Regions from separate parts of the Homo sapiens genome. Here region 2 is linked to region 1. Evidence: chromatin contacts called from ENCODE Hi-C or POLR2A ChIA-PET data. All regions are on one chromosome and are shown on one strand. The core of a region is the stretch at or near the end of the contact, and the rest is flanking DNA. Distances in the headings are between cores, read along the strand shown. Region 1 holds the start of SOX30 (SRY-box transcription factor 30). Region 2 overlaps ADAM19 (ADAM metallopeptidase domain 19).

The links. Hi-C counts contacts between places; a loop is a spot of excess contacts on that map. ChIA-PET counts read pairs that join two places held with the same protein, here RNA polymerase II (POLR2A). Pooled maps may share reads with other maps.
Region 2: a map of CD4-positive, alpha-beta T cell shows a loop between it and region 1 (2.0-fold over the local background). The contact joins the enhancer-like site here to the promoter of SOX30 in region 1. A Hi-C loop is called at or near these places in 3 of 168 maps with a recorded cell type or tissue (CD4-positive, alpha-beta T cell, CD4-positive, alpha-beta memory T cell and PC-9), 1 of 37 single-sample maps with no recorded cell type and 8 of 50 pooled maps. POLR2A ChIA-PET finds 5 or more read pairs at or near these places in 5 of 52 experiments (B cell, CD4-positive, alpha-beta memory T cell, Caco-2 and 2 more).

Annotation. Positions count from the first base shown.
Region 1 is chr5:157,649,519-157,657,118 of GRCh38, reverse strand. SOX30 (SRY-box transcription factor 30) reads left to right here and starts at 4,681. Exons shown (of 5, transcript NM_178424.2): 1 at 4,681-6,007. The coding sequence starts at 5,041. LOC105377675 (a long non-coding RNA gene) reads right to left here and starts at 5,313. Exons shown (of 3, transcript XR_941127.3): 1 at 4,787-5,313. RefSeq lists an enhancer at 4,744-5,038.
Region 2 is chr5:157,539,298-157,546,897 of GRCh38, reverse strand. All of the region lies in intron 3 of ADAM19 (ADAM metallopeptidase domain 19), which reads left to right. Among named protein-coding and RNA genes, the nearest start is that of ADAM19, 33 kb to the left of the region's middle. RefSeq lists enhancers at 5,022-5,131, 5,292-5,351, 5,762-5,861, 6,002-6,121. Within about 2 kb of position 5,042, at least 25 of the 41 ENCODE cell types and tissues checked have a DNase peak (open chromatin) inside an H3K27ac peak, as active enhancers do; they include B cell and CD4-positive, alpha-beta T cell, where a contact is called at or near this core.

The sequences.
Region 1 (7,600 bases), core at 3,432-5,931:
GCCAAATGTGACTCTTGCATTAGTGCATTATTGATGACAAACCCAATTCTTTATAAAACCTTATAGACAAATGTATTCAATCTTAATCAGTTTGACTATAAGGTAAGATTCTCACAAACCTTTTATAACCCTTTACATATTTTTGTTAAAGAGCAAATCATAGCAGGTTTTTGCTCTAAAAAAACTTGTGCTTTTATTCCAATGTTTAATTTATAGAAAAACTGAATACCCCTTTAACTTTAACTAATATATTCACACACAGAATGTCCTACAATTAATTTTTCACACTTTCCAAAACTTTCTTAAACCTTCAGCTTCATTCTATCTAACTTAAAACAATAATTTAACCATTTAATCTAAGGAAGAAAATTTACATTCTCATGACTTCTAATGATCTTTTACCAAAAACACATTTCACTTTCCTTACACACCTTATGTGTAGAACTATTCTTCAGTAGTCTCAATTACATGTTACAATGTTAACTTTCAGCGATTTTTACTTTTGGTGAAAACCCTGGTTGGTAAGCATTTTAATTATGTACTAGGTGTGCAGCCTAGGACACAGACAGAAGTGCAGATAAGGTCTGACTTTTTCTAGCATTGCTTGGGGTATGGCTAACATCACATGTCCCCAGGCCTTATCTAGACTCTAATATGGTCAAAGTAGGTAAATTAAACAATTTTCAAAAGTGAAAGCAGCAGCTTATGAACTTAAAGCATTTAGCAAACCTAATATCTGACCTGCATAATTTAGACCAAATGTTTACATTTTAAGATATTTTTATTTTACCAATAATCTTTAAAACTGTCTTCATTTCCCAAAGATTACTTAAGTCACATGAACTATATAAAAGGCATTATATGTTTAATTTTTCTCACAAAAATATGACTGAAGCACTTATTATTTTTAACCGATTAATCAAACCTCTGTTATATACAAGCACCACACACATGATACACATAAATACACAGACAAAAGATAAAGGACTCATCTCCTAAGATGGGAATTGAACCCTGAACCCGGGCCACCACTGTGAAAGAGAAAGCACAGCCACATGGTTACAAGGTCAAGCTCCCAAGGACATACAAGACAAGAGGGAAACCTCATCCAGTTTTTTTCACGGACCTGCAGCAAAGTTTTTAACTGACCAGTTTGCTGGGCCATCTTGAACAGCAGGCTTATAGGTGTCCTAAGCCCATGTTCTATCCTAAGGTACCCCTCTTTATGACAGAACAATACAGAATGACACAGGAAACACACCAGATTGGCTACAGCTTAAGACTAGCCTCACAAATCCTTTCTTCCATTAATCAAAACTTTGTAAGAAATAGTGATTTTTACCATTCCTACAACCAGTTTGCACAGAGAGAGACGACAGCATTGCCTGAGGCAAGGTGGGGAAGGCCAGGCGTTCAGGGAAGCCACAGAAAGATCCACCCACTGCAGCGACAGTGAAGAGTTCAGGTGGCCACTTCTCGGTAGTGAAGGGATGTTTTCCAGCAGTCCCATCGACTCTCAAGTTTCCCCTTTACGGGAGGAAAAAGCTCCTCATGTCCCATGATCCTGTACCTGCCTAACCCTGTCATCCGCATCCATCAGCAAAGAGTACAAGGCAGATTATTCCAAGGAGAATAGAAGTTAACATACCGTAGTGCCAAACCTGTTCTTAGCCAAAGGGGACTTTACCGAGAGGGGCTTCTAGCCCCCTAAATCTTAGAAGGGACTCTAACCCTCCTAAGTTGGGCTTCTAACCCAATCCCATTCTTTATCTGGGTACCCCACCACTTATCCAAAATTGTCCAATCAGTGCTATAGTCTATTTCCTTTGAGTCAGGAGTCTCCTAAGTATCGTCCCTTTAGGGTTCACCAGAAAGATGTTACCGGACCCCACCACTTACCCAAAGTTAGCCTTTGGGTCGGGGTTTCCATACTGCAGTCCATTCCATAGTTGCCAGAAAGATGTTACAGGACCTCACCACTTACTGGGGGCTTACACACTATAATCCCACCTGGGTCACCAGAAAGAAGTTACAGGAAAGGGGTCCAGATCCAGACCCCAAAAGAGGGTTCTTGGATCTCGCACAAGGAAGAATTCAGAGCGAGTCCATAAAGTAAAGTGAAAGCGAGTTTATTAAGAAAGTAAAGGAATAAAATAATGGCTACTCCATAGACTGAGCAACCCCAAGGGCTGCTGGTTGCCCATTTTTATGGTTATTTCTTGATGATAAGCTAAACAAGGGGTGGATTTTTCATGCCTCCCCTTTTTAGACCATATAGGATAACTTCCTGACATTGCAGTGGCATCTGTAAGCTGTCATGCTGCCAGTGTGAGTGTAGTAGTGAGGATGACAAGAGGTAATTCTCATCACCATCTTGGTTTTTGTGGGTTTTAGCCAGCTTCTTTATTGCAACCCGTTTTATCAGCAAGGTTTTTATGACCTGTACTTTGTGCCAGCCTCCTATCTCATCCTGTGACTTAGAATGCCTTAACTGTCTGGGAATGCGACCCAGTATGTTTCAGCCTCATTTTACCCAGCACCTACTCAAGATGGAGGTGCTCTGGTTCACACACCTCTGACAACTTATTTGCCTCTTTTATCAGCTTTTGCTCATGCATACAGTTGCCTCTCCCATTTAAACCCTAGTACAGTGGTTCTCAAAGTGTGGTATGGGGACTGACACTTACAGAGTCAGCTAGGTTAAAACTATTTTCATAATAATCCTAATGTAATATTTGCTCTTTTCACTTCATTCTCTTGTGAGCATAAGGTGGGGAAAATATAATTTTTTCCTATGAAAATGTGTTACCACAGAATGGTTTTATTGTTGACGTTTTAAATGAGTTGCTATCTTTAAAATTTGTTTTTATTTACAACATGGTAAATATTGATAGATGAAATCCACATGAACAAAAGCTTTTTTGGGATCTTCAATAGTTTTTTTTTTTTTTTTTGAGACAGGGTCTTGCTCTGTTGCCCAGGCTGGAGTGCAGTGGCACGATCTCGGCTCCTGCAACCTCTGCCTCCCAGGTTCAAGCGATTCTCCTGCCTCAGCCTCCCGAGTAGCTGGAATTACAGGCATGTGCCACCATGCCCAACTAATTTTTTATTTTTAGTAGAGACGAGGTTCCACCATGTTGGCCAGGCTGGTCTCGAACTCCTGACCTCAAGTGATCCGCCTGCCTCAGCCTCCCAAAGTGCTGGGATTACAGGAGTGAGCCACCACGCCCAGCCCAGGATCTTCAATAGTTTTTATGGGTATAATGAGTTCTTGAGATAAAAGTTTGAAAACCATTGCCCTTGTCTATCTGCCAGGTATAAGAACTCCTACTGACCACATTTGTTACCAGAGGATTGGACAATAAATTGGAGTGGTCTTTGAGTGATAACTTGTCTTGATTGCAAAAATCATCTACGTCAAGATAAACTATAGTTTTTGGCCAGAATGTCATTTAGAAATGCAGCAAATGTTAATACAGGATTTCTTTTTGTTTTTCTTGGTGATGTTTAATGGAAATAAACACAATCCTACTAAAAGGAGAAACATAAACATGGAAAGGATTTGGAACAGTGTCTAGCATAAGAGTAAGCCCTTAACACAGGTAGTGATTATTACTATTTTATTATTACCCTATCACAGTCGCTATTCATTTATTTATTCAACAAGTATTTATTGAGTACTATATGCCAGGCTCAATGGTCTGCATTGTGGATTCAGTGATGGGCAAAACACAAACTGTTCTGCCTTCAAGGACTTTATAGTCTAAAGTGGGAGAGGCAGTGGAATCATCACATGAAAATTCTAATTACAAATTGTGGTAAGCAAACCAAGTGATAGAGGTATAAGTAGACCAAGATTTTATCTGATTTTCAGAGTCAGTAAAAGCTTCTCTGAAGAAGTCCCAGTTGAGCTGCAATATGAAAAATGTGCAGGAGGAATTAAGGAGACACAAAGGAAAGAGTAGCATGCTGAGCATGTTTAAACACCCTGCAGTAGAAAGAGAATGATGATGGGGCCAATGTGGCTGAAACCCAAAGACTCAATAACTATTTAATGGCAAAAACCACAATTACTTTTGCACCAATCTAATAGTAGCAGTAGTAGGAGGTTAGATCCCAAGCCACTGGGGGATTTTTAAGGCTTTGCTAAGAATTTTAGACTTTCATTACATTATCAGTGGGGAGCCATGGAAAGTTTAGGAAAAGTGTGACAACCTTAGATTTGCGTTTTCGAAAGATCACTGGCAGCTGGAGTGTAGTGGGGCAAGGGTGACAAGCAGGGAGACTATTTACAGGGTTACGGCAGTATCCCAGTGAAAGATGCTGGGAGCCTGGAACAGGATAATGGCAGGTAGAGACACAAAACAGTGGATGAATTTGGGATGTATAGTATTTTGGAAGTAGGGCCACAGGGCCTGGTGATTAATTGAAACTTTAGCACAATAATCACACAAAGTCGAAGATCCTCCCCAGCAACATTAGCTAATAGGTTATTGATAAGTTGCAAAATCTTCCCCATTCTCCCTTGGCAAAGATTCAAAAGCCCTGGTGGTACTCAGGGCCGACAGATTACTCAGGCCGCACAGAGCGCGTGCACAAGGCCGTCGCTCCCCTTGTGACGCAAGACTTCATTCCCTGGATGTCAGCGGCCTGGAAGCGCAACGTTTCCTGGGCAACGCCATTGTCGCAGCTCCGGGTGGGGGAGGGATGACTAAAGACAACGGCTGTAAGAGAACTCCACAAGAGAGTCAGAACGAAAATGTGCAACAAGTGCGGCGGCTCCTACCATGGCAGGTGATTCGAGGACTCAGCACGAGGCGAGAGTAGGGACCAGGAAGAGCCGGAAAACCCGCCTGTGATTGGCCGTCCACGGGTATCGGTCGTTGTGATTGGGTGAGGCCCAGACAGACAGCTGCGTTTTGAACCGCGTAGGGTTCTGGGTAGCAAAGGCCTTGCAAGGCTCTTAACCGAAAGGGGGAGGGGGAAGGTCGCCAACAAACGGCTGAGCTCACAATCCTGGCCGGGGCGTCCCCCTCCCCCATGGAGAGAGCCAGACCCGAGCCGCCGCCTCAGCCGCGCCCGTTGCGTCCCGCTCCGCCCCCGCTGCCGGTCGAGGGCACCTCCTTTTGGGCAGCAGCCATGGAGCCCCCTCCGTCGTCTCCCACACTGAGCGCGGCAGCCAGTGCGACCTTGGCCTCGTCGTGCGGGGAGGCAGTGGCGTCCGGCTTACAGCCCGCGGTGCGGCGGCTGCTGCAGGTGAAGCCAGAGCAGGTGTTGCTGCTACCACAGCCTCAGGCCCAGAACGAGGAAGCCGCTGCCTCGTCCGCGCAGGCGCGGCTGTTGCAGTTCAGGCCCGACCTGCGGCTCCTGCAGCCGCCGACAGCGTCAGACGGCGCCACCTCCAGGCCCGAGTTGCACCCGGTGCAGCCCCTGGCGCTGCATGTCAAGGCCAAGAAGCAGAAGCTGGGGCCCAGCCTGGATCAGTCAGTGGGGCCTCGAGGGGCCGTCGAAACCGGTCCTAGAGCCTCCAGGGTGGTCAAGTTGGAAGGCCCCGGGCCGGCCCTCGGCTACTTCCGAGGGGACGAGAAGGGCAAGCTGGAGGCGGAGGAGGTCATGAGAGACTCGATGCAAGGCGGGGCAGGCAAAAGCCCGGCAGCCATCCGAGAAGGTGTGATCAAAACGGAGGAACCCGAGAGACTCCTCGAGGACTGCAGGCTCGGCGCGGAGCCCGCGTCCAATGGCCTGGTTCATGGCAGCGCGGAGGTCATCTTGGCCCCAACGTCCGGTGCCTTTGGGCCGCACCAGCAAGACCTTAGGATCCCTTTGACGCTCCACACGGTCCCCCCTGGGGCCCGGATCCAGTTTCAGGGAGCTCCGCCTTCAGAGCTGATAAGATTGACCAAGGTCCCCCTGACACCAGTGCCTACTAAAATGCAGTCCCTACTGGAGCCTTCTGTAAAAATTGAAACCAAAGATGTCCCGCTCACCGTGTTGCCCTCAGATGCAGGTATTAGACAGCAGGGGAGTCGGGTTTTCAAAACTGCGTCTGTGTTGCCCATAGCTGTTTTGTCAGCAGTTCCCAAGTCTAAACTACAAAAGTAAAGTAATGGAACTGATTGTTTTCAGGGCAGAGTCTGCACAGGTATCACTTCTGATCGACTTGTACATATAGCAGTAAAATACACGAATGCCTTCAAGATTCTCAAGTATTTTTTAAAAAATCGATTTTAAGGCCCAGTATTTAGATAGGACTAATTTTTGTACACAAAAATAGAAATATTCTTGCTAGACAGCGCATAGCCCTCAGTTTATATGCTACAAATAATCAAGATTAAAAATATTGTAGTATAACAGCTCAGTACTTTTATATGTATCAAGAAATAGAAGAAATAATGGTGTTGAATGAAAAAAGTGATTATAATTAAACAGGAAAGTTTATACCGATTATAGAGGCTATCTTTAAAAATGAATAATAAATATTCTAGCAGAAAACAATACGTGATTCAATGTAATATTTTAGGGTTTATTCCTCTGAAAGGTAATGACTTATAGAAATATTGAAAAGAATACAGTAGAATGAGCCATAAATATTATTTTTAAAGAAATGACTAGTTGCAGCAGTAACAAGTACAAATAATGTTTTTATTTCTATTCAGTATTTCCAGATATATAGTTAGCAAATTCTTATTTTAAGATTTAGTTCACACAGAACACTTTGCCAATGAACATCTTGGAAAGTCATATTAATCTTTGGTTCATATTTTTATTAACTTTATGTTTTATTGTTTTTTTAATTTTCTGTGTTGATTCTTCCTCTCCACTCCACCCTGTTGCTTTTATCTTTAGTAGTTTTTAGATTTTATTTTTGTTTTCTAAAGGAAAGAAAGGGAAAGCTTTCTTTATACTACTTATTTCATCTTTAGTGTTTTTAAGAAATTTTTAATATATGAAGTAATCCTAAAATAATATAATAAATTTATGGACAGTTATTTTTGATAAAATACATGAGAGATGTGAATTTAGATAACTTCCTTTGTTGAAATTTCAACTGGCTCTGTGACTTTCTTTTTTTAAATTTTATTTTATGAAAAAGAGATGCTGGTCTCGAACTCCTGGGATGAAGCAGTCCTCCGCCTTGGCCTCCCAAAGTACTGAGGTTACAGGTGTGAGCCATTGTGGCTGCCTTCTCTGACTTTCAAAAAAATTACTTTTATTATTTTCTGTCATTTTTTTTCTGAAATATTGGCAGAGAGGTTCTAGGAATGAAGGTCAGAAGCAAGTGTGAGCCATTTTACCTGCCTTCTGTGACTTTCAAAAAATTATTTTTTTGAGACTGAGTCTCACTCTGTTGCCCAGTCTGGAGTACCGTGGCGTGATCTCAGCTCGCTGCAACCTCCACCTCCTGGGTTCAAGCGATTCTCCTGCCTCAGCCTCCTAGGTAGCTGGGACTACAGGCATGAGCAACCACGCCTGGCTAATTTTTGTATTTTCAGTAGAGATGGGGTTTCATCATGTTGGCCAGGCTGGTCTCAAACTCCTGACCTCGCGTGATCCACCTGCCTTGGCCTCCCAAAGTGCTGGGATTACAGGCGTGAGCCAC
Region 2 (7,600 bases), core at 3,793-6,292, 110 kb after region 1:
TCATTGAGTAGGTGGAGCTGGGCCGGACTTTCCTCAGCCGGTTGAAGGAGAAATGGGGTCTTTATGACTTCTGTACTTGTGGCTCTTTTCCAGCCTCTTCCATGGCTCCCATGTGTCTCACTTCCCCCCTTTCCTCCTTGCAGAAAACTGGCAGTCTCCACGTTTTCTCCTCTTGCATCAGTCTCCCCGGGGAGAGGGCCAGAAGGGCCAAGGAGCTATAATGGCTGCATTATATCAAGCATGGTTTCTTTTTCCAAGGCCCCCCTTCTGGAGAAGGGAAGGGCAAGTCATGGAAAGGGACTCCTTTGGAGGGAGACTGGAGTGCTGGGGAAAAGAGTGATCTAAGTGTTGGAAGGAATGTCAGGCTCTTTGTATTCTAGAAGCTCTTTATCTCTTGACTCACTGATGCTAGATTTGGGGCTTGGGTAAGAATGCAAAGGTCAAACTGGCCTCTCAGGGATATGGTGATAGGAATATGGGTTTGGAGAAGGAGGGCAGCCATGTTGAGTGAGTATCCTTAATTCCTGATCCCTAGACTGGCCTTGCTCTCTGCTCTCAACACGCACACATGCATGCACACACGTGTGCGTGCACATATACATCCCTTCTCCATAACTGTGTAGACAGCTTTTTAGGAGAAACTAGAAATTGGTTACCACACTGGTTTGCAGCTGTTCCAGGAAGGAAGATGAGCTGTGAAACAGTGCCTTCTGGGGACCAGACAGTGACACCTGCCCTCTGCATGGTGTCAGCATTTGCCAAGCACTTGGGAGCTGCAGGTGCCAAGCCAGGAGAGGGGCAGGAAACCTAGGCCTGCCTCACTGGCTGCTGAAGCCCCATCCCCTAGCATAGTGCCTGCACATCACGGACCTCCATACATGTTTGTGGAGGGTGCAAGTGGACTTGCAGGTGCAGGGCCTGCAAGGCCTGATGCTCAGAAAGGTGCTGCGTCTTGATCAAGGACCCCCAGCAAATAGTGACGAAATCAAGCTGTGAGAAACTCTGGCCTCCTGATGCCAGGTGGCCTGCAGTTTGTACCACATTACACTGCTTAATATGCAGTTATTCATGAGATTGCATGAAGAGCCTTTCTCTCTGCCTACTGGGTGTGTCTGGATGGCCCAACTCTTGGCTTGTCTACCACTGACATTTAGCTTACTCTAGTTTATTGAAATGATGGGTTTAGAAACAAAAACTGTGTGATGCTGGGCAAGTTGCTTTTGCTTTTTTTCAGATTCTTCATCTGTAAAAGTGGAGGTCAGGGTTGGGCAGAGAGGGTGGTATATAAATAATGTTTCATTGCGGTAGACTCTGTAACTTACACACTAACCCTCGCTTCTCCTAAACAATCTTTTTGGAAAGGATATGGGGCAACGCATAGAATGAGGGAAAAGTTGAAAAACTAAGGTTTGGAAAGGTTGAGATCCTAGAATGAATAGACGGTCCCTTCATGTACTATCATCTTGAAATTCTGAGATGAGATCTGACTGTCCAGGCATATCATGAAGCATTCATTTGGCCAGGCAAGGGCAGGGATCTTGACCAACTCCAGGTGCCCTAGTCAGCAATGCAACGAGAGGGGAGTATTTCTTTAAATGCAAGTTGGGCCACTGTTTATCTCAAGAAGGTGGCATGGATGCTGGGCAGGCTCTGACAATAGGTATCCACTATGATCTATGAGGGCTTTCCAAGTTCTGACATCCTTGACTTATGCTTTGGGTGCGGTCTGTGTCTTAGTATGCTAAGAAACATTGGGCAAGTTTATGAAAGTTACTGGGATATTTAATCAGAGCTTAAAAAGGGCTAAGCACCTACATTTAGCAGGCTGGTTTGTGGTCCTCACCTACCTGTTTTATGTTTGTTTGTTAGTTTCAGGGAGTGGTCCGCTTATTCCCTTTTTTCTAAGCATATTCTCACAGCTCCAGTGATCTCAGAGGGTCCTTCTCTTCATTTCCCCTGTGTCTTATCCACACCGTTTTTCTTTATGATATGGCAGTTTCCTCATACCCTCTTACATTCGTCTTTCCCTTCAGGTTTTCTGTGGTATCGGCTAATCTGATCAACACTGTGGTTATTTACCAAAAACTGGTTGCTAGAGAAGTTGTTCCTACTCACCATTTTCGCTTTTAGATTTTTCTCAGAAATTCTAAAGGTAGCACCTCATTTCCCCGAACTGTTCTTATCTAATTCCAACAAATACACATAATGGGCTATTCGGGACACTGGAAAACAAATTTGTGAACTCTTCTTGGGTGAGCCATTTTGAGGGCCCCGCAGGTCCCTGCCAGTTAAGTTGTCTGATCTCAAGAAGTCAGCTCTATTTGTGCAGAGAGGTTACCCATCTTCACAGAGGCAGCCACGAGGGAGGCCTGAAGAGGATTAAGTAAAGACCCTGCTGGCCAAAGGAGTCAGTGGTGCTCATCCAAACATCCTTTGGTATATAATGTAAAAGCAAAACACAGGACCAGAAACTGGTCGGAAGGGTGCCAGGTCTTGTGCGGACTGGGAGAAGATGTCGTGGGAAGTGGTTGGTGAAAGGGAGTGTTGACTTAACGCATTGTTTGGAAACTTCCTTAATAGGAAGTTAAAGAAAACATACTGAGTAGCATTGGCCTTTTGCCAGGCTTCTGGATGGCGCCATTTTTGCCTTCGGAGTGTTGCTTCCAAAGCTGGTCCTCTGGCAACGATGGTGCTTATTCAAGGGAGTCCCTGGGATAGGAGGAGGTCCCAATTTTTTACTCTAGGAGCAACCTCCAAAGTTCCCCCTTCCTTCGCCTTTCTGTTCCCTCATAAAGGAATGTGTCTGCTTGCAGCCCCCTGGACTCATCAGTCCCTTATTTGGCTTTAGGGCCATGCCTTTGGCACGTTGGTTTGTTTCCATTCCTTTGGAGTCAGAGGTGGAATGAGTACTGATGTAGAAATCTTGGTTCTGAAGCAGCTCTGGCTGTCTCTTCCCTGCTTTTCTTTCAGCATCTTAGAAAACAAAACAATACTCACTGAATTTATTTTGTCCCAAATCTAGACTAGTGCAGGCCATGACATTAGAATAGCACTCTGCTTTTCAGAGACACTTTCCAGTACCTGTCTGTCCTGGGCATTGCCATTTCTGCTTGATAGAAAGGGAAACTGAGGCTGAGTAGTTTGTGACTTGCACCGTATCACCTAGCCAGTTAAAAAATATTGTCAAAATTTACAAACCCAGAAGGAGAGAGACTAGTATTATAAACCTCAGATGCCCATTACCTAGATTTAACAATGATCAAGATTTTGCCACGTGTATATATAGCTAGTGCTGGAGAAAATGATAGCAATATTTGTAAAGCACAAATACTTTCTACTTTACAAATAATTCTTTCACATTTGTTCATATGATCTTCCTATATGCCAGGCACTATTCTAACATCTTACAGGGGCACTGTGAAGTAGATTTTGTCATTCTCCTCATTTTATGATGAGAAACCATAGGCACGGAGAAGTTACTGACCAGTCTGAATTCACACGACTTATAAGAGCTAGGATTTGAATGTATTTTCTCATTTGATCCTCAGCATCGCTGTGATACTGATGGTGATTATTAGTCTGTTCATTTTGCAGTCTAGAAAATGGAGGGGGTTTATGTGGCTCACGTGAAAACAATTTTTATACAAATACATAGTGAGCACTTCTCGAAGTTTTATTTATCTAATTAATGGGCTAACCAGCAAGATGATAAAACTGGTTTAAAATTGGATAAGGGAAACTAAGACGTATTTGTGTGGCGGTGTGTGTGTATTTAATAGTGAAAAAAGGAATGCTGAGATAAGATTGCTAAATTAGACACAAAACTAGTTAATATCCTAGGGGCTGTAAAATCATAACCTTTGGGGTTATCTTTTCTACTAGATGGAAATATTTGCATTTCTGTTGTATCTTATTAAGTTTTTACAAGTTAACATCTGATTTTACAGAGTGGAACAAGGGCTGTCCTAATTAATTGTAAATAGTACATCTTTCAAAGCCACACTCTTCCCATAAAGTCCAGAGAACCGTAGACAGGCCTCTGAGAGTCTAAGGCTTGGCTGTGCTCCCTTAGTGTTTTTTAATTTAATGTTTTGAGACAGAATCTGGCTCTGTCACTCAGGCTGGAGTGCAGTGGTGCAATGTCAGCTTACTGCAGCTTCCGCCTCCCGAGTTCAAGCGATTCTCCTGCCTCAGCCTCCTGAGTAGCTGGGATTACAGGTGCGCGCCACCACACCTGGCTATTTTTTTTTGTAGAGACGGGCTTTCGCCCTGTTGTCCAGGCTGGTCTGGAACTCCTGGCCTCGTGTGATCCACCTGCCTCGGCCTCCCAAAGTCCTGGGATTAGAGGCGTGAGCCATTGCACCCAGCCCTGGCTGTACGCTTGTGTGACATTGAGAGGAACCATAGTCATCTTTTGCTTCATTTCCAGGCTTTGGAAGGGCAGTTGCCTAGTGCAGCTGCTGCTTAAACCAAAGCATTCCGACTTTCCCTCTATGCTGGGTTAGCACCATCTTTAGACTTTTGGAAGGTGATTAGGAGGCTAGAAATAAAAAAAAGAATTAAAAATGTTAAAATTGCTCAAATGGAGTAGAATAATTCCCAGAACCCGAAAACATAAATCACCTGAAAAAAAAAAAACTATTAAAAATACAGATTTCTTAATCCTTCCCTAGAAAAGGGAGGGGATTGTGTATTTTTGAACAGTCTTTCCAGGTGTTGTGCAGTTGTTGGGCTAAGTCGCATGGTGAGAACATTATTACTAACATAGGCAGGATGAAGACCCTCCAGGTGAAATAAGAGAGACCAGAAAAGTGGACCTCCCAAGGCATCATCAGGGTATAAATGCCTGGAGACTCTTGGAAGAATTAGATAGAGAAAGGCCCAGAGAAAGGAGGTGTCAGCAAAACTTGCTACTGAGATGAGCAGAGTGATGCTCGCCTATGCTGAGCTCGTCTGCAGAGGGTGTTTTTCAAGGTAAATGGGAAATTGTTATCACTTTATCTTCACTGGTTTGCTTATCTGAAGCAGGAGGAAGAAGGTTTGAGCTCCCAGAAGATGTTTTGCAAATTCATTTTAGTGTCACTGCTCCTTCCTCTCTAGAGGGTGGTTTAGCCTAGAGAGGCATTTGAAATTTGTCTGACGATAAATAGAACTTAAAGGAATTGTCCTGAGTTTGAAGCTTCTGAGCCTTAGGAAAGACGGGTCTGAGCTGTTTTCAGGCTGCAGTGTACTTTCAGGGCCTGGCTGCTTGTACAGGTTCCAGTTCTTCTTCCCTAGAGAGTGACCTAATGTTTTATGTCCGGTATTTGGGGGTAGCTTATTTTCCTAGGTGGGAGTCTGAAGATGCAGGTTTTGCTCAGGGACTTTGGAATCTAAATGACCCAGATTTTGCTCAACTCTAGTGCTGGCTATTATTATGATGGTGCCGAGACATGGCAGAGTGTCCTACTGATTTCTGCCTGTCCGTGGGCTCCTGAGCACAGAGCAGACAGAGCAGGGGGCAGCAGGGTAGAACAGAAATTGCTTTTCTTTTAAAGCTAGAAAAAAGGAGTGGGCGGAATGGGAAATCTTGCACAGTCCTTTCTCTTCCTGGATGCACATCACTCACAAGTCGTTTCCTGAAAATCCTAATGCAATCCAATGGTGAGAGACGGCTTCCTGCCGGTCTGCTGAGCCAGCCCCTCGTCAGGGAGGAGATGAGAACAAGATGTGGTCAGAGAATGGGGCAGCTGGGCTGGGCCGGGCTGCTCAGTGACCATGTGCCCTCCTCTCTGTGGGACAGCAGCGTCCTTTGGTTCTGAGAGCAGCACCTGGACACATGGGCGTATGTGGACCTAGCTTGGGGGAGCTGCAGAGTTGTTCAAACAGATGGCTGGCCCTAACCCTAGAGTTTCTGTCTGATTCATGAGTCTGGGTGGAGCCTGGCAATTTGCATTTTTAACTAGTTTCTAGATGATGCTGATATTGCTGCTTCAGAAAGGGTGATTAGGTGGAAAATGAAAGCGGATTGTTTTATGTAGATTCAGAGGCCAGAATGAAGGCCTGTGGGTGCCAGTGACAGAGGTGTAGTTTTTAATCCGGAGTAAAACATTAAACTACTGTATGTGGTCAGAAATGGAGTGGGTAGTCTCAGGAGTAGCCTCTCCCTGGAGGTGTCCAGTGGTGAATAGCCATTTGGCAGATTCCTACACGAGATAAAAGGTTCATTCATTCGTTTGCGAGTTTATTCACTCATTCACAGAATGCACATGTACTGCCTGCTTGCTAGGTGCTGGGGGCCGGGGAGAAGACTTCAAAGACACAAGGTCCCTGTTTTTGGGGAGCTCACAGTGTAATTGGGGTTTGACTACATGATTTCTAGGGTTCCTTTCAGTGCTGAGGGTCAGAGAGGCCTGTGATGATGGGGTAATGTCACTGGGTGAATGATTTCTCCCCCCTTGCTAAGTCTCAGAAGAGGCTGAGAATATTTTTACCAGGAGTGCATTTTCTGTGGGAAAATTCACACTTCCCCACTGGCACCTGGAATGAACTATTAAACTCTGAACTCCTGACCAGCTGTACATGGCGCAGTCTGTGAAAGCAAACCCAGGAAATGGGCTGCAGGAATGAGCACATTGCGTTTTACCACCTCTCTTAAGTGATGTACTGGAGAGTTCATGGCTGGGGAAAGTTAGAGAGAGAAACTTTCTGGGTTCTTCTGTCATAATCCCTGTTGAAAGCAATAATGATTATCACTAACTTTTACCCAGCTCCACTTTGTGCCAGGCATGGCATTAAGTCTGCTACATTTATTATGTTGTTTGATCCTCATCACAGCCCTATCAAATGAGTATATCATCCTCTTTTTTGTGTAAGAGGAAACAAAGGTTCAGAGACATACATGTACTTGTTCACGGCCGTAGAGGCAGTGAATGTCAGAGCTGGAATCAAAACTTCAGTTTTCCAGTCTCCAGACCATGCTCTAAGCTGCTAGTACACTGAACTACTCATCCATCCATTCATTCGGTAACTAGTTAAGTGGTTTTCTCATTGAACAAATGTTAAGCACTGACATAAACCAGTGAGCAAAACTGCTTGGCCTCTGCCCTCATGAGGCTTACAGCTTTTCTCCCTCAGGCAAATGGGTGACTCCTCCCTCAAATCTTGGACTAGTTAGATGCTAAGGAGAAAGAGAAAGGACTGGGAGACAGATTCTGGCAGGTTAGCCACTGACCCAAAGTTTCCATGTGAATGAGAATTTCTCTTCACAAAGCTGGGGTTTGTGCTTTGCTTTATTTTTACATTTTCCTGTTGGGCTTCTTTTCTTCTTGTCCAAGGCGAGAAGTTGAAGGCCTTGACATAGTACAGGAGACAATTCTTGTGGCATTTGCCTTCTGACCACACACTGGGGATGGAGGGAAATCTGAGCGATCCCAGAACTTAGAGCTGGAAGTGACTCTAGAGGAATTCTAGAGACCCTCTGCGATGACCCTCTCTTGCTGGGAAATGTCACCTCTTTCAAAACCTGGGTTATCCCTGCAGATTCCTTTGGCTTTCTGTGCTGGCCTCAGCCTACATTTTCTTCTTTTTAAGAGCAGTTTTAAATTAAAATTTCAGTTTT